Linked DNA regions of Homo sapiens: region 1 is linked to region 2. The links are chromatin loops, found by intact Hi-C in ENCODE. Cell type or tissue: IMR-90. All regions are shown on one strand. Links, peaks and the distances in the headings refer to the core of each region. The heading gives the core; the rest is flanking DNA. Region 1 overlaps RFX2 (regulatory factor X2). Region 2 overlaps NDUFA11 (NADH:ubiquinone oxidoreductase subunit A11).

Region 1 (8,567 bases), core at 289-8,288, 130 kb before region 2:
GCAGCAGATTTTACGTCGCTGTTTTCCGTGTGCGAGTCTAGGACAAACCAAATGCGTGCGAATGCCTTAGTGGCCACGCACAGCTGTGTGCCTCCTCCATCGCGTGGACCTGCCGCCCACCTCCCTCCCCACCTCCATCAGGTCCTTCAGGATCCAACTCAAAAGCCCCTTCCTCCAGGAAGTTCTGCTGTTAGCTGCCCAACTCTTTCTTCCAAAACTCTTTTCTCTTTTCCAAAAATCTTCTTCGCACAGCTCCCACTGGGTAAACATTCGCCAGACAGTGTCCAGTGGCCCTGGATCCTACGGCCTCCTGGTGGCAGGGTCTGAGTCTTTGGCCTCGCTGCTATTTTCCCAAAGCCTCCAGCAGCGGGGAGACCCTGGGATTTGCGACAGGACAGCCTGGCTGGGGAGTCAAGGCTGCCATCTCTCCTTGCTTTCATTCTGGTTCCCCATCGATGTGGCGTGGGGAAAGGAGCAGGTGACTATGATGCTGGCTTGGCTGACACTGGAATGGATGCAGTGGCTGCATATTAATGCTACGGCGTGCACACACATATGCCAGGTTAAAGTTCAGTAGCAAGTTTTTACAACATGATTTCTGCTGCTTCTGTTGGACGGGCTCTCGGGCTTACCTACGTGTGCGAAGCAACACTCCCTACCGCAGCTTTCATGCACAATTTAACTCACCCCCGCCCTGCCTGCGTGGAGCCTCATTTTTATTTTGTAGGAGCTCGAATCATTATTTGGATATTAATAAAAACAAATCTTGGCTGATGCTAACCATCTGATTTCCTTTTTTTTTTTTTCCATTTTGTTTTGTTTTGTTTCTGCACACATTTTCTTTAGCTTGAAATGGCGATTGAAAACCTCCAAAAAAGCGAAGGAATCACATCACACAAAAGCGGTTTACTCAACAGCCATGTAAGTGTGCGTCTGACCTGGCAACCTGTCCCTGCTCTGCTTGTAACCTGCATAGACATTTTTAAGACAAATGAAGGCAACCAGGTGCGGTGGCTCACACCTGTAATCCCAGCACTTTGGGAGGCCAAGGCGGGTGGATCACTTGAAGTCAGGAGTTTGAGACCAGCCTGGCCAACATGGTGAAACCCCGTCTCTATTAAAATAGAAAAATTAGCTGGGCATGGTGGTGGGCGCCTGTAATCCCAGCTACTTGGGAGGCTGAGGCAGGAGAATCGCTTGAACCCGGGAGGCAGAGGTTGCAGTGAGCCGAGATCACGCCACTGCAGTCCAGCCTGGGCAACAGAGTGAGACTCCATCTCAAAAAAAAAAAAAAAAAAAGAAGAAGACAATAAAATGACACCTTTAAAGTGTCATTTGTGAAAGGTGGTTGAGGGGAAGCCAATCTAGAATCCTACATCCAGCAAAAAATACCCTTCAGCAATGAAGGAGAAATCAAGACAGATTCTTTATTTGTAAAAGGTAGATAATAACAACACCTACCTCCTCGGGTTGTCATAGGGAGTAAATTATTTAATGTACGTAAAATACTTTCAACAATACCTGGCAGGTGATAAGCAGTATAGTTATATATGAAAAATAAAAACAATACAAAAATCAGCAACAGCAACAAAAAAGAGAGAAAATGACATAGGATCGGGAATGCCTTAGACTCTTAGCTAATTTTCTTGGGATCCTCTCTTGGAAAGAAACAGTAATTTGAGAAAAGCATAAAGCAGCTAATTCATACAGATTTTAGCGTCTAGGATTTTTCTCCTCCCCTTGTCTCTTGGGAGAAGACCGTGATCACAGTCCCCATGACAGGAGGTTGGGGGCATCTCAGCTCTGCACAGCCCTGTAGCAGGATGGGACTGGGGGACGTGGCAGGCTCCGTCTTTATTTCCAGGGACAACAGAGAAGGAAAGCTCTGGCCCCCTCAGACTCATCGCTTTCACTTCTCCCCAAACGCTCTTGATTCGGTTTTGCACATAGCTGGAAATGTGTTCGGCATCTTAACACTGGGACGGGCCATCGAAGTCAGAATGTCCTTCTAGTAGTTGCTCTCTAGCACTTAAACTGGGCTCTGACATTCTCTTGAGAATTCAGACATCAGAGAAGAAGTCCCCTTCAGTGGACCCCAGTCATCACCGTGATCCCGTCCTGACTCCCGTCCTCACCGTGATCCCGTCCTGACTCCCGTCCTCACCGTGATCCCGTCCTGACTCCCGTCCTCACCGTGATCCCGTCCTCACTCCCGTCCTCACCGTGATCCCGTCCTCACTCCCGTCCTCACCGTGATCCCGTCCTCACTCCCGTCCTCACCGTGATCCCGTCCTCACTCCCGTCCTCACCGTGATCCCGTCCTCACTCCCGTCCTCACCGTGATCCCGTCCTCACTCCCGTCCTCACTGTGATTCCATCCTGACTTCTGTGCTGGCCGATGTGTAAAATGAGGCGTTATCAAAAGGCAGTGAGTGATTCTGGGGGCAGAAAGTGATGTAGGACAGGTCCAGAAACCTGGGTTATGGGTTAGGTACAGGTGTGGTCACCTGCTCACCGCAGCCCCTGACGAGGCCTCTGCCCTTTGCCTCAGGGGGCTGGTCACTAGAAGAAATGGCAGAAATATTTCCTTCTGCCGATTGTCTTGAAGCAAAAAAGACAAAACAAAACAAACACCATGCCAGACCCCTGCTCAGTGCCCCGCCCCTCTCCAGGCTGGGTAGGACATGGTCATCCTGTCATCTGTCACTGCTGGATGACATCCTCCCTGTAGATGAACTCAGGGAGAAGGGAGTCTTCCACACGTGCTTGGAGAGAGGATCTCCCCAGCCCCCAGTCTTAAACTCAGAGCACATACATGGGAAAATGTGCAGAATACCATTCCCCATTCAGCAAGGATCAGGCCATCTTCAGCCTGAACGCAAACCCATGCGGGTCCAGGGTATCAGCCCTGGGCGAGAGGGCTGCGTGACCCAGGCAGGATGGGGGTGCAGAGCCTGGACAGGCAGCAAGTCCACGGGAGAGTTAAAATGTCTATGGGAAAATGGGCTGGGCACGGTGGCTCACGCCTGTAATCCCAGCAGTTTGGGAGACCAAGGCGGGTGTACCACTTGAGGTCAGGAGTTCCAGACCAGCCTGACCAACATGACGAAACCCCATCTCTACCAAAAATACAAATATTAGCCGGGCGTGGTGGCACATGCCTGTAGTCCCAGCTACTCTGGAGGCTGAGACAGGAGAATCGCTTGAACCTGGGAGACGGAGGTTGCAGTGAGCTGAGATTGCGCCACTGCACTCCAGCCTGGGAGACAGAGCGAGACTCCATCTCAAAAAAAAAAAAGAAAAAATGTCTATGGGAAAATGCATGAGCCGCTTGTCTCTGGCTGCTGGGATCCTTCCTGCTTTCTAACACTTCATCCGAAAGGCAGACTTTCTCAGGTCGCTTCCCCGATGAAGATTCGTATTCCCGAGCTGAAGGTAAAATCTCTCGTTTCTTTTACTCACTGATGATTCGCTGTTGAGTTGTTTCCTTCTGTCATGAGCTGTGATCAGTAAGATTCCGGGCTTGGTGACTCGAAGCAAAGGAAGTAAAATAAGATCTTTCTAAAAAGTTCACCACACACACGGGCAGAATAAACTTAGATCTTGTTTTGGCAAATGTGAGAGCCAGAGAGGAAGAGAGGAGTTAAAGCACGTGATCTGCTGATGGACGGGGTGACGTGCCCTTGCAACGATTGTCCCCAGGGCTGCCTGTGGCTGAGACTGAGGTCGTGGTGGGCAGCGGCCTTCTGCAGGTCAGGCGGGGGCACAGCCACAGTGCCACCTCCCCTGCCAGCCTGACCCTGTGGCAGATAAGCCAAGTGTGTGGGAGCAGCTGGGCCCTGGAGACCCATTTTCCCAGTGGCCTCCCAGACCTCCCTTCTCAGACAGCCCCAGGCAGGTCGCCCCAGCAGCAGGGCCTGTGCGCCTCTTCCTTGCTGCCAGCTGGTGACGTCAGACCACCGTCTACCGTGTGCAGGGTTCTGGCCAGGTCAGTGCCGAACATAGGGAGTAAAAAAGGAGGAAAAGTCACTCCAGGGAGCTTAGCATTTGAGGGCAGAAGGTGGAAGACGTGGGAAACCCACCTAGGGAACCCCTCACAGACATCTCTGAGCGGAGCTGGCCACGTGTTCCGCGGAGCTGGTTCCCTCCTCTGCGCTGTCTCAGGAGGGAAGGTGTATTCAGGTGCTGGGAGCCTGGTAAAACGAGACAGCATTGTCCAGACCCAGCCGGTCAACAGGAGCTTCCCAGGCCTCCCCTCTAGGGGCTTGGACCCAGGGGGTCTGCAGGGCCTGGAGGTCTGCACATTGGAAGAACCTTCCAGCCAGCTGATGGTCAGCCTGGCGTGGAAACTCCCAGGGAGGAGGAGGCCCCCTAGCAGTGTCCAAACTGGAAAAGGGCATGATATGGCGCCGTGAAAATGGGGATTAGCTCTTCCAGAGGGAAGGGGACGGAGCCGGGGCTGGGGATGAAACATGTCTTCACCCGACCGGGTGTGGCAGGCCACCGACTTGAGCAGAAGAGGCGGCCTCAGCCCCTGGGGGCCACCGGGCTGCCCTCAGGCTACCAGCCGACCGGGACCCCGTAGCAGGTTCACCGAGTCTCTGTCACCATGAGGTGGCGCTGTCTGCTAAAGTAAACACATCACTTGCACACCCTGCGGGAGAGAGCTGCGTGTGGAAGAGTCGTATTTGGGTTATGTGACTTTTTGCTTTGAAATCAAGAAACACACATTGTCAAAGGTCATTTAGCCTTCAGCTGGTGACCTGTGTAGCCTGGCACGATGGCCGTGCTGTCCTGCAGGCCACAGTGGGGTTGCTAGAGCCGGCAGCTCCTCAGAAGGGGCCTCTGTCCAGAAGTGCCGCTGTTTTCCCTTGGAATTCCTGCCTGCCTCGGATTAGTGTCTTAGCTCAGTGCGTGGCCTCCACCCTCAACAACCCCTGCGCCTCCCACAACCCCTGCGCCTCCCGCCCACGGTCCCATCTGAGGCAGGGGCAGCCAATCTTCCAGGCGCTCGGCCCCCAACCCCACTGCGTCCTCGCCTCCTTGCTCCTCTCATGCCCACCCCCAGATGCTCTTCAACCTCACCTTCAAGAAAGATCCAGAACCAGGTGGCACCCCCCACCTCCTCCACTTCGACTACTTCCCGAGCCGCCACTGTCCCTGTGGATTCTTTCGGCCACCTCCTAGCCAGCCGTCAGCACCCACCCCTACCCAGCCTCCAGCCCCTTCTCACAGCAGCCACCAGAGTGATCCTGCTAAAACCCAGGTCAGATCGCCACACTGCTCTGCTTGGAAGCCTCCAGGGCTCCCCTTGGCCCTCCAAGTAGAACCGAGTGTTGTCAAAATGGCCCACAAGGCCCTGCAGGACCCGCTCTCTCCCACTCCTCACTGTGCTCCAGCCACACGGGCCTCCTCGCTATTCCTCCAATGCACCAGGCTCGGACCTGCCCCAGGGCCTTTGCACTGTGGGGCCCTCTGCCTGAAGCTCTCTTCCCCAGGCTCCCCCTCACCTCCTCTGAGTCTTCACTCAGTGGGCACTTTCTCAGTGAGCCCTGCCTGACACCCCCACCCCACCTCAACTTACTATACCGTTGCAGTCCTCCCTCCAGTCCCTCCGTGGCGGCGACCCCATCCCCTTTCCCAGGTGAATTTCTCTGACGGCACTCGGCATCAGCCCTCATTCGGTTCATTTTACTTATTTATTGTGGGTCTCTGCCAGACAAGAACGGACGCTTCCAGGGGGCAGGGGTTTTTGTCTTTTATTCGCCGTTGCATCCCCAGCACCTAAACAAGGCCTGGCATAGAGCCAGCTCTCGTAAATATTTGTGGAATGGGTGAAAAGGTGGATGTTCCAAGTCGGATTATGTCAACACAGGGCACACCTGGACGGTTGGAATAGCTGCCCGAGCTGCTAGTGTATGGCCCGGTGAGACTCTAACTCACCACCAGGAGCCAGTGTCAGGCAAATTTGCCCCCAGGAATAGAAACAAGTATCTTAGGAGACAAAGGGGGCCAGGTAGGTGGGCATGATCCCTGCCTTCCCACCGGCAGGTGAGGATATCTGTCCACAGGGGCTGTGCCTGCAAAGAGCCCAGAACCACAGGCCTTTGTTGGGGGGCCGGGGAGAGGGAGGCGCTGGCATTTCGGGATTTTTTTTCCTTAAAAGGAATGATTTGATCCATTTCATCAAGAAGTGTGCTGTCCTGACAGATTGTGGCAAATGTGGGTACACATGTACATTTCCTTGGAAAGCGTTCTGCTTATTTGTGTTTGATATTGACACAGAAAGAATGCAAATATCAGCAGACAAAGCAGACTGCAGAACATGCCCAAACCAGAAAGGTGACTCCGTCCAGCTGCTGCCTTTCCTGGCATGAAGGTACCCGAGCCCTCAAGAGCAGGGGAGGTGGGCGAGTGTGGTTGGAGCGGCTGGACCCTCGTGGTCGGTTTCACGGAACTGACCTGTGATGCTTGCCGCAGTCTGACGTGCCGCCAGGTGTGGGCTCCAGCACCGAGGGATGGGAAGGCCCGGTGCATAAGTGGCTCCCAGCCTGCTGGTGAGGCGTAGACCCTGAACAGAGTCTGCAAGCCATACTTCGGTTCTAACCCCATTCTCCTCCCAGAAGTTCATCAACACAGAAGAGGGAGGAAATAGACGCGACTGTTCCAGCCGCTTCAGTCTTCTCTGTGGTTTCTTGATGTTGAGCAAGAAGGACTTGCTGTCAAGACAACTATGCATCCTTTTAGTGTCAATGTCAACGTAATTACCCAAGCAAAGGATTCTACTCTTAAATAGCCTGGGGGTTCGGGGGTAAACAGCAGAAGGATCATCTGTTCCAAAACTTTCTTTTTATGTGTGAGCCAGTATGTCCTCCTGGTGGATGGAGTCTTATACTCTAACCTCTCAGGACTCCTAGTCCAGTGCTCCTTCCAGCTCACCGCCCGCAAAATCTGGCCTCACAGTTTTAGCCTGAAAATCCGCATCGTCATTTGGCTCCTTGAGATGTGGTGTCACTGGCCTTGGCTCCTGCTGCCTGTGGAGGACAGTCTAAGAAGTGGCACCTGTGCCCCCAGCCTCAGAATGACCAAGGGAAGCCTCTGGCTTCTTCACCCAGACACCCTCTGTTGCTCCCCATCTACCTCCTTGGACAGTCTTTCTCTGCTGCCAGGCTTGAGACATCTCCAGGATCCTGCAGATGCTCACATGGGCAAACCTGGCTCCGTCTCCACCCTCAGGGAGAGCATAGTCTGCGGGGAACAGGCGATAAATCAATCAGCACACATGACAAATCCGGACGGTGAAGCCACTGGGAAGAAAAGCTTCAGGGCCCACACTGCAGCTCCCGACTGTCATCCCAACACTTCTGGAAGCTGAGGCAGGAGGATCACTTGAGCCCGGGAGTTGGAGGCTGCATGAGCCATGATTGCACCACTGCGCTCCAGCCTGGGGTGGTGACAGGATGAGACCCTATCTCTAAATATATATATATATATATATCCCTGTCTCTAAAAAAAAAAAAAAGTATATAAAAGTATATACACACACACACACACACACACACACACACACATACTCACACACTAACTTCAACATCAAGGTTGTGGTTCATAGTATTCATAGCATTAAATACAGGGAAGACTCCGGAGCTCTTAAGCTCTTAAGGGTCCAAGCACTCTGCCAGAGCCGGACTTTGGAGGAGAAAAAAGCAACACTGCCTCCATTGTATTGGAAAAAGTCCAGTCCAGAAAGTCGGAAGATGAAGGGTGTGAATGACTTGATGGAAAGTGAAAACTCTGATGTCCCTTTTCCCAAAGAGGCAAGTGAGGAAGAGATGAAGTCTCCACTCCGGGCCCTTCTCAGGGTCCTTTGTTTTAACTGCCCCTTATTCAAAGGACAAGAGGGCGGGGGTCCCTCCCTGTGGTTATGGGCACAGCCAAGCACATGGCACCCAATGCTGGACGGATGAAATTGGCACCTGCTAACGATGGCAACTGCTAACGATCACCTGCACTCATGGCGGGGGGGTGGGGGACACTGCACTTCACACAGGGCCCTGCAGGCGGCAGGAGGCAGACTTTGTGGTAGCAAGAGGGCGAGGGGTCCCTGGTGCTGAGGAGGAGGTGATAGGCTACTTGAGTGATTCAGGGGCGGCCAGGGAACCGGAATCCAAGCTCAGGGATTGTGGCAGGAACCACTCCTGTCCCTTTGGTAAGGAGGGATGTTTGGCCACGGGACTTACCTGCAGGAGCAGAGCTGGAGGGGAGCTTGTGGTCAGGAGGTCTGAAGCCCTCCTGGCTTGCCCCAGAGGCAGGACGTGAGGTTGGACCCACACTTCGAGGCTTACGCTTTGCTCCTCTTCATCCTCAACACCCACGTGGGCAGTGCCCCTGCTGGGTGACTGACTCTTCCCACCCCTTGGAGGTTTTGTCCTCAGCTCTTTGGTTCCAAAGTAACACATCTGGTCCCAATCTCTACCCTGAACTCCAGCCCAAGACTTAACTTCCCCCTTCCTAAAATGGAACTCAGCCCCGCAGCTCACCTGCAATTCGGCTTAAGAGACCTCCGC
Region 2 (8,567 bases), core at 205-8,204:
CAGGACGCCCCTAGGCACCCAGCAGGGACGGTGGGCTGGGATCAAACCTCCGTCCCCACCACCTACCTGGCCCTGAGTTCTGGGCCCGGCCCCGGCCCAAGCTCCTCATGCATAGAAGCCAATGTCAGGGGCCAGGCGGCCTGGGAAATGGCAGAGATGGAAAAGCTGACCGGAGTGGCGAGGCTGGGTGGCGGGGGCGGCAGCCAGACAGCCAGGTGTGCAGGACGAGCCCAGGCCCGAGCTGCCAGCAGGAGGGGGTCGAGAGTGGCAAGGAGGAGGCGTTGGCAGCCAGGCAGGGAAGCAGAGCCACTGCCAAGGGGGATTAGGCCCAGGAGCCCCGGGCCCCACAGGAGAATAGAGCCATTGATGGGAACCTGGAGCTGGGGCCCTGGTGCCAGGGCCCGTGGGGGGCGCCGCTGAGCTGGCGGTGTGAGGCTGGAAGCAGCCGCAGAACTGAGGTCTCAGGCCTGTTCTTGTGTCCACCACGTGGATGAGTCTCCGTCTGCCGGCCGGTGCCCTGCCAGGGCCAGCATGGCTGATGGGCGCCCAGCAGGTGCTCTGCAGGAGCCAGTACTGGTCAGGCTTGAGAAAGTGGCCAAGGAAGGCCTGGCGGGGAGTGGGGAAGGAAGTGAGAGGCCCCCCAGTTTTGGAGCAGCAAACCCGAGTTCAAATCCAGCTCTGCCACTCAGCAGCCGGGGACACTATGGGCAAAGAAGGGGGGCATCGTGAGGACTGAGGGAGGGAGACCACCCAGTGGGGTGCCCGGCCAAGCAAGGGCTTAGCAGCAGTGGGGTCTGAACAGCCTCCCTCCTCTGTCTCGCAGGCCTGACCGCCGCTGCCTACAGAGTCACACTCAATCCTCCGGGCACCTTCCTTGAAGGAGTGGCTAAGGTTGGACAATACACGTTCACTGCAGGTGAGCACGCTGGGCTGGGCATGGCTGGGCCCTCTCCTGGCACAGCCCCAGCTCTCAGAGCACATTTGACGGCTGCCTCTTCTCTCTGACTCCCCAGCCCGTGTCCACAGTGCTGGCCATCCGGAGAAAGTGGGGTGTTCCTTTATCAGGAATACATGTAGGGTGGGGAGGCCCAGGAGAACAGCTCCAGGACTGGGGCCAGGAGGCTGCCATGCACAGCGAGCAGCCGACTCGTGGCATCTCTCTCCATCCAGACACTGGCAGTGAGCGCCCAAGAGGCTCCTGCTGTGCCCGTCTCGAGGCCCTTGCTCTTCCCGTCTACCCCGCAGCTGCTGTCGGGGCCGTGTTTGGCCTCACCACCTGCATCAGCGCCCATGTCCGCGAGAAGCCCGACGACCCCCTGAACTACTTCCTCGGTGGCTGCGCCGGAGGCCTGACTCTGGGAGCACGCAGTGAGTGGCCCCCTCCCCACCCCCACCCTCCTCCCAGCCTGGCAGAATGACCCCTGACCTCTGCTCATCCTCCACCCTCTCTGTTCCATCCCGGACAAGAAGTAAAGCAGCCTTCTTGAACACCAGCCATTTCAGTCATAGCGACAGCTGCTGCTGCTGCTTAAGCACCTACTGTGGCCCTCCCTGACCTGCCCTGTCCCCTCCCCACCCTCCCCTCCTCACTCTGCTCCAGCCACACGGGCCTCCTCACTGCTCCTCCCACATGCCAGGTACAGTCCTGCCCCAGGGCCTTTGCATGGGCAGTGCACTGCGTGGAATGCTGTTCCCCTCACTGTCCTGACCACCCTGTGTACAAGCCAGCATCCCCGCCGCCCTCGCTCTGTGCCGCCTTCCTTCTGTGTGCCTTGTCAGAGGACACAGGTCACCAAGGTCACCCCCTGTCTCTGCCACTGGCCTGTGAGTCAGAGAGGAGGATGGATGGAGTCTCGCCCTGCCATCTCTCTCCCTGCACCTGGAGCCCTGCAGGGGAGCTGCCCCCGCAACCTTCACTTTACAGAAAAGGGTATTAGGGCTCAGGGAGGGAATTAAGTGGCCCGAGGTCACCTGGAGGAGCAAGTGGCCTTCTTTGCAGCCATCAGAGGGTGCAGCCCTGGTGGAGAAGGCCACGCTTGGCACAGGGGAGCCCGTCTGGAGCATGAGCCAGACATCACTCCTGCCCTCCCATGGGCCCGGGCTCAGCGTCAGTGCCCGCCTGTGCCCCTGGCCTACCCCCAGCCCGCCAAGGCTCGGGCCCTCAGGGCCAGCGGGAGGAGTGAACGAGCCCTCTTGCAGCTCAGCCGCTCTGGCCTGGCATGTTGGGAGTGATGAATGGCAGGTTCCAGGCAGGCAGAGAGGGAGGGTGCGAGGGCAGGGCGTACGCCGTCACTGCTGTCTCTGCGTCAAGACCTTGGGGAGGCCTTGTCCCTCCCCAGCTCCCACTGGAACTGGTCAGAGGTTGCAGGTGGGTTGAGGTCTTGACTGTAGCCCAGCTCAGGCTGGAACTGCTCCCTGTCCCCAAGCCAGCCTCCCTGTCTCTCTTCAAAGAGTGTGAGTCCCTTTAGGTCCTGGTGTGTGGGGACACACCTCCTTCCTCCTCTGGCCCGGAGGCTTCGGAGCAGGAGAGCCTGGAGAAGTGGGGGCACTGTCGGGGCTCCTCGGTACACAGACCACGGGACAGATGCGTGGCCTGGCCCTGGCATCCATGGGCAAAGGAGAGACTGAGACACACCGATGTGTCACCATGGCCCGGTGCCCAGCCTTGCCCCAGCCCCAGCTGGGGGCAGCACGGTGTCCTCGCAGGGGGAAGTCAGTGTGGGGCGGGATGAGGACCCACAGCCTGGGTTCCTGCTGGGAAGCAACCTGGACTCCGGCCTCCCTCTGTGCATCAGTTTCCACATCTCCAGAGTCTAGGGCCCTCTTCCTGAGTGACTTAATCCCTGAAGAGAGTGTCCTGTCAGGGGTCTCAGTCTGGCTCCCAGGGTGGGCACCGGCCAGGGCGTGGAGCGTCTTGGTCCGGCCGAGCCCCACCCGGGCCTGACATCACCTCCCCACTCCCACAGCGCACAACTACGGGATTGGCGCCGCCGCCTGCGTGTACTTTGGCATAGCGGCCTCCCTGGTCAAGATGGGCCGGCTGGAGGGCTGGGAGGTGTTTGCAAAACCCAAGGTGTGAGCCCTGTGCCTGCCGGGACCTCCAGCCTGCAGAATGCGTCCAGAAATAAATTCTGTGTCTGTGTGTGTGTCAGTGTCCGGAGGGCTTGATGACGGCGACACAGCAGCCGGTGAGGGCGGATCTGGGAGGGAGTGAGGAAGGGAGATAAGATAAGGCCCCCTGCACACGCGCCTGCCTGCCGCCTGCCGTCCCTGCCAAGGGTACCAGCCTGGCCCCACAGAACTGGTAGTGCATCAGGCTGGGGCCATCGGGAGCCCAGGAGGGGAGACGGCTGGGATGCGCCCCAGCCTCTGCTTCCCCCAGTTCCCAGGGCAGGGCAGGAGCGTGCCAGTGACCTGCCAGCAAGTGGAAAATGGGCCCTGCCGCCCACAGCCCTTCCCTCAGCGCTGTGGGCTCTGGTCACAACCCCCCTGCAGATCTTGAGCCATCCTTTCTCTGGGCCTGTCCCCAAAGCCAACAACATGTGGAAAACACGCCCAGGCCCTGTCTCCAAATTCCTGGGCACTGGAGCGGAGAGCCCCGGACAGGCTGGTCCAGCAGCCGTCCCCATCCGGCAGGTCACTCGCAGCCCCTGGGGCTAGGGCAGAGCGGGACAGGACCCCCCTCAGCACCTGGCTGGTGGCAGCGACAAGGGAAAGAATTGCGATCCCTTCCTGCCACCTGTCAGGCCAGTGATTTAGGTGGCCCTGGAATGCTGGCACCACCCCGGGCCCCTTCTCCAGAACTGGCTCATGCTCCCTGGCAGCTGGAGAGGAAGCCTGCAAGCTCCCACATGCTGCGGTGGGCTGCAAATTAGGGCGCTCCAGGCTCCACCCAGGGGAGCGGAGCTGTGCACAGCCCTGGCTGGGATGGATCTGGGCCCTGCTGGTGGGCCGGGGACAGCAGGAACCGGCAGGGCTGGCTATGGCCCTCCTGACCCGTATCCGGCCCCATCTCTTCCCTTTTCTCAAGCCCATCCGCGGGGCCTAGATGTGAAAAGCCAAACTTCACTTTCAGCCTCATATCCTTCTCTGTCCACCCCCGAGTAGTAACTCAGCCTGGAACTCCCGGGCCCAAGCAATCCTCCCACCTCAGCCTCCCGAGTAGCCAGGACTATGGCCACCGCCACTATGCCTGGTTAATTTTTTTAAAAAATGTTGTAGGCTGGGCCTGGTGGTTTGAGCCTGTAATCTCAGCACTTTTGGAGGTTGAGGTGGGAGGATTGCTTGAGGCCAGGAGCTTGGAACCAGCCTGGGCAACGCAGTGAGACCCTGTCTCTACCAAAAATTCGTCTTTTTGAGACATAGTCTTGCTCTGTCTCTCAAGCTGGAGGGCAGTGGCAGGATCATGGCTCACTGGAACCTTGACCTTCCTGGCTTATGCGACTCTCTCATCTCAGCCTCCCTGGTAGCTGGGACTGCAGGTGTGCACCACTACAGCCAGCTAATTGTTTTTATTTTTATTTTTTGTAGAGACAGGATCTCACTGTGTTGTGCAGGCTGGTCTCAAACTCCTGGCCTCGAGCAGTCCTCACACCTCAGCCTCCCAGAGTGCTGGGATTATAGGCATGAGCCACTGTGTACAGAGATTCTGGGTCCCTTCTTCCAGCGCCTGCCTCGAAGTCCTCTCTGGAGAGAGCACAGATGTCCACGCGTGTTCCAGCACAAGGGGGGCATGCAACAGCTCAGGGTCACGTCCACTTCCGGAGCTGGGTGCCCGGGCCTCGGGCTCCCTGAGAAAGGGCGGACACACCCACCCCGCACCCAGAGGGGCAGGGGCCCTGACACCTGTCCAAGCCCTAATAGAGTCATTGTTAAACACTCTGGGTTCGAACCCCAGAACTTGATTCTTTCCTTGTTCTGTCCTCAGAGGACGGCAGCACCCAGGCCTCAGCTTTCCCACCTGGTAAATGGGAATAAGGGCCCCTCAGAGATGCCCCACAAAGAAAGACGATTCCACCTCCCTGCAGGCATCCCATCCACTCACGGGCATCGCATCCACTCGAGGGCACCGGCCTCTGTCTCTACTGCGGCCGGCAGGGGGCAGCGCCCACCACAGCACGGCCTGCTGGGCAGTGTGGACCCGGGCGGTCATCCCCAGGCCCCCAGCCCCGCGGTGACCACAGGCGTCAGATTCCATCCCTTCCTCCGCACTCCAGGCCTTGTCTGTCCCTCATCCCCCTTCCTTCCCATGCATCCTGCCCACCGCAGCCGGGAAGTGATGGCTTCTAGGAATGGGCAATACAGCCCCAAACCTCCAGCCAAGGACACCGAAGGCTGGACAGGAGGAAAGACTAGTCCACGTCCCCACGACGGTCACCCTCAGCCCTGCACCATGGCCGCTTCTGGGACTGGTTCCACGCAGGCCTCCGCCCCCTGCAAGCCCTTCCCCGGCCCTCCAGGCCCGTGTGCGGCCCAAACCCTGTACCAGATCTCTTAGCCCTCTTCCACGGATGCGCGCGCTGAGGCCCACCCTGGGTAGTGGAGCTTGAAATTTAAAGGCCGCACGCCCCTTCGCACCTCCCAGCCCCAGGTGCCTCCCTGTGTTCAAGGGAGCCGACGGCTCAGACCAGGAGCTGTGCTCGCCGCCCACCCAGCCCATTCCGGGCTAGCCGCCAGGGTTGGCGCAGGCCTGCCAGGCGCCCCCACCTCGCCTGCAGGACGGGCCCCCCAGAATGGAACACGAGGGGGTGGTCTCTTGCTGGGCTCCAGGGAACCCCAAAGCCGAGGCCCCCCGGCCCATAAACATTTACTAGGTTGTGGAGGGCTGACGTCACTCCCACCCCACACACAAGAGGGCCCCCGTCTGGAACATCGGTCCCAGCAGGCTCCCTGAGGGGCTGTGGGGGACCCTTCCTGAGTTTACCTTGAACTTCATGGAGCCCTTCCCAGCCCCAGGCAGTCAGGGCTGGAACTGAGGAGGGGCAGAGCCTCCCTGGGGAGCTAGGAGGGCTTCCTAGAGGAGGAGGCGGCACAGCAGAGAGGGCCCAAGGATGAAGAGGCTTTTCCATGTGTACCCAGCGGGAGGCTGGTCCAGGCAGAGCACACAGCAACAGCAGAGGCCTGCTGTGAGGGAGAGCAGTGGGCGATCAGGGGCCTCCTGGTCCAGGAGAGGTGCCTGGGGGCTGCAGGGCACACACTTGCTTCCCGAGAATCCATCCCTGGAGACACATCCCCAGCAGAGACAAGGCTCCAAGAACACCGGCCTGGCCCTGCGCCGTGGCTCAGGCCTGTAATCCCAGTACTTTGGGAGGCCGAGGCTGGGGGATCACTTGAGGTCAGGAGTTTCAGACCACCCTGGCCAACACAGTGAAACCCTGTCTCTACTATACAAAAATAAGCCAGGTGTGGTGGCAGGCACCTGTAATCCCAGCTACTTGGGAGGCTGAGGCATGAGAATCCCTTGAACCTGGGAGGTGGAGGTTGCAGTGAGCCGAGATCATGTCACTGTACTCCAGCCTGGGAGACAGTGAGCGAGACTTTGTATCAAAAATAAATAAATAAATAACGCTGGCCTGGGCTGGCGCTGACCCAGGCCCCGCCGCCGGGGGTCTCTAAGCTCTTGGGTGAGCCAAGAAAACATTCACAAGACAAAAAAAAGGGGGGTGGGGGTGGGGAACATCAAGCTTTTCCCACCTGCCAGGCAGGTGCAGTTGTTATTATTATTTTTGGCTCATTTTAGTCTGCGCAGCCGTGCGTGAGCTCTGTTAGGCATTAGTCCTATTTTACAGATGAGGAAACTGAGGCCCGGGAGGTGACTTCCCAGGGCCTGGCAGTAGCTAAAAGAAGTGTTACTTCTCCTAAGAATAGCTATTGTTTGGAAAATGGCAATTTGTTCCTTTAAGACTTTCTTAGTGGTCTTGGAGATTGGAGCGAAAACACCCCACTAAGGGCTGGGCGCGGTGGCTCACGCCTGTAATCCCAGCACTTTGGGAGGCCGAGGCGGGCGGATCACAAGGTCAGGAGATTGAGACCATCCTGACTAACACGGTGAAACCCTGTCTCTACTAAGAATACAAAAACAGTCTGGCATGGTGGCGGGCGTCTGTAGTCCCAGCTACTCGGGAGGCTGAGGCACGAGAATGGCGTGAACCCGGGAGGCGGAGCTTGCAGTGAGCCAAGATCACGCCACTGCACTCCAGCTTGGGCGACAGAGTGAGACTCCGTCTCAAAAAAAAAAAAAAAGAAAATACCTCACTGAGAAAGGAAGGTGTTTTCGCTGCCAACTTGAGCACAACTGTACTCCTTTAAACTTGTGTTGAGTGTGGGCTGTGGGCTCCTATAAATGTGTTTGACATGATTGGGGTGGGACACAGCTGAGAAGACCCCACGGGGCTGATGTGTGCCCCTCCTGGGACTGAAGAGCTGCTCCCGCCCTCCCCGCATCTCGAGCCCCTTTGCCTTCAGAATCTGTCCCAGATCTGCCTCTAGTCTGATTCCATCATCACGACAAGCGTAGTCCCCTCTGCCCTGGTCACCCGGCTACCCCCTGAGCCAGAAGGCGCCTGTGAGCCCCTAAGTCAGGTCCCGCCCCTCCCCTGCCCACAGTCCTCCATGGCTCCCACCCCACTTGGGGGAAAAGCCCAAATCCTCTCTACAGCCCACTATGCCCTGTGTGTCCCGACCCCTCCTCTCCCTCCCCTCCCTCTCCTCCCCTCCCCTCTTCACTGCTCCAGCCCCACCAGCCTCCTCACTCTTCCTCCAAAACCCCTGGCACAGTCCTGCCCTAGGGCCTTTGCATAGTCCATACCCTCTGCCTGCAATGCCTGTCCCCTAGATGTCCCCAAGCTCACCCCTCACCTCCTTCAATTCTCAGCTCACAAGCCACCTCCTCATCCCCCGTCCCCAGGCCACCAGCACTCCACACTCATTTGCCTTCTAGTTTTGCCCGTAGCCCCTGCCAGTTTCTAAGTCCCACGTCACCATCACGTGTGTTATTTATGTGCACCTCCTTGAGGACTGGGACGTATCCTGGCTGTTATATCCTCTGCCTACACCCCGGCACCCAGCCGAGGAACGCAGCAGGGCTCCAGAACTATGTGTGGAATGAATGAATGGATAAACAAATGAATGAATCTCCAGGTCTGCAAAGGGTAGGAGGTCCAGAGGTGGGGCCTGAGAACCACTTGGGGGTGGCTGTGCACCCTGCCTGGCCCTGCTTTGCTGCCTGGGTGGTATAGGCTCTCGGAGGGGGATCAGGGTCCTTCTCACTCTCCCCACATGAGATGATGGCTGCAGTGGAGTGCGGGAAGGCACGGGAAGAGAAGCCCTCCAGACCCGGGGGCAAGACTCAGAGTTCATTCAGCAAACAGTCATGTGCAGTATAACAGCATTTCGGTCACTGACGGACCACATATGTGAAGGGAGTCCCATGAGACTTTTTTTTTTTTTTTTTTTTTGACACTGAGTCTCTGCCGCCTAGGGGTTCAAGCGATTCTCCAGCCTCAGCCTCCCGAGTATCTGGGATTACAGGTGCCCACCACCACACTCAGTTAATTTGTTGTTTTTTG

Evidence for each region. A loop is a pair of places that touch in the nucleus more often than their neighbours do. Peaks named below come from ENCODE experiments on the same cell type or tissue, not always from the same donor. Only the 100,000 strongest peaks of a DNase experiment are listed, where the experiment ranks them.
Region 1: it touches region 2 in a loop (12-fold over the local background); 3 of 110 quality-filtered maps call a loop at or near these places.

Annotation. Positions count from the first base shown.
Region 1 is chr19:6,018,517-6,027,083 of GRCh38, reverse strand. RFX2 (regulatory factor X2) reads left to right here. Exons shown (of 18, transcript NM_000635.4): 6 at 847-921. It overlaps RANBP3-DT (RANBP3 divergent transcript), which reads right to left. Exons shown (of 4, transcript NR_046376.1): 3 at 7,141-7,248; 4 at 6,721-7,034. Among named protein-coding and RNA genes, the nearest start is that of RFX2-AS1, 40 kb to the left of the region's middle. RefSeq lists an enhancer at 8,197-8,567. In IMR-90, for the core only: a CTCF peak has its summit at 4,625 (motif pointing right); DNase peaks (open chromatin) are centred at 3,523 and 4,643; H3K27ac peaks cover 749 bases.
Region 2 is chr19:5,889,254-5,897,820 of GRCh38, reverse strand. NDUFA11 (NADH:ubiquinone oxidoreductase subunit A11) reads left to right here. Exons shown (of 4, transcript NM_175614.5): 2 at 824-916; 3 at 1,246-1,368; 4 at 2,967-3,146. The coding sequence ends at 3,079. Among named protein-coding and RNA genes, the nearest start is that of NDUFA11, 10 kb to the left of the region's middle. RefSeq lists silencers at 4,317-4,517, 5,084-5,143 and an enhancer at 4,759-5,565. In IMR-90, for the core only: a CTCF peak has its summit at 5,099 (motif pointing right); a DNase peak (open chromatin) is centred at 8,020; H3K27ac peaks cover 664 bases.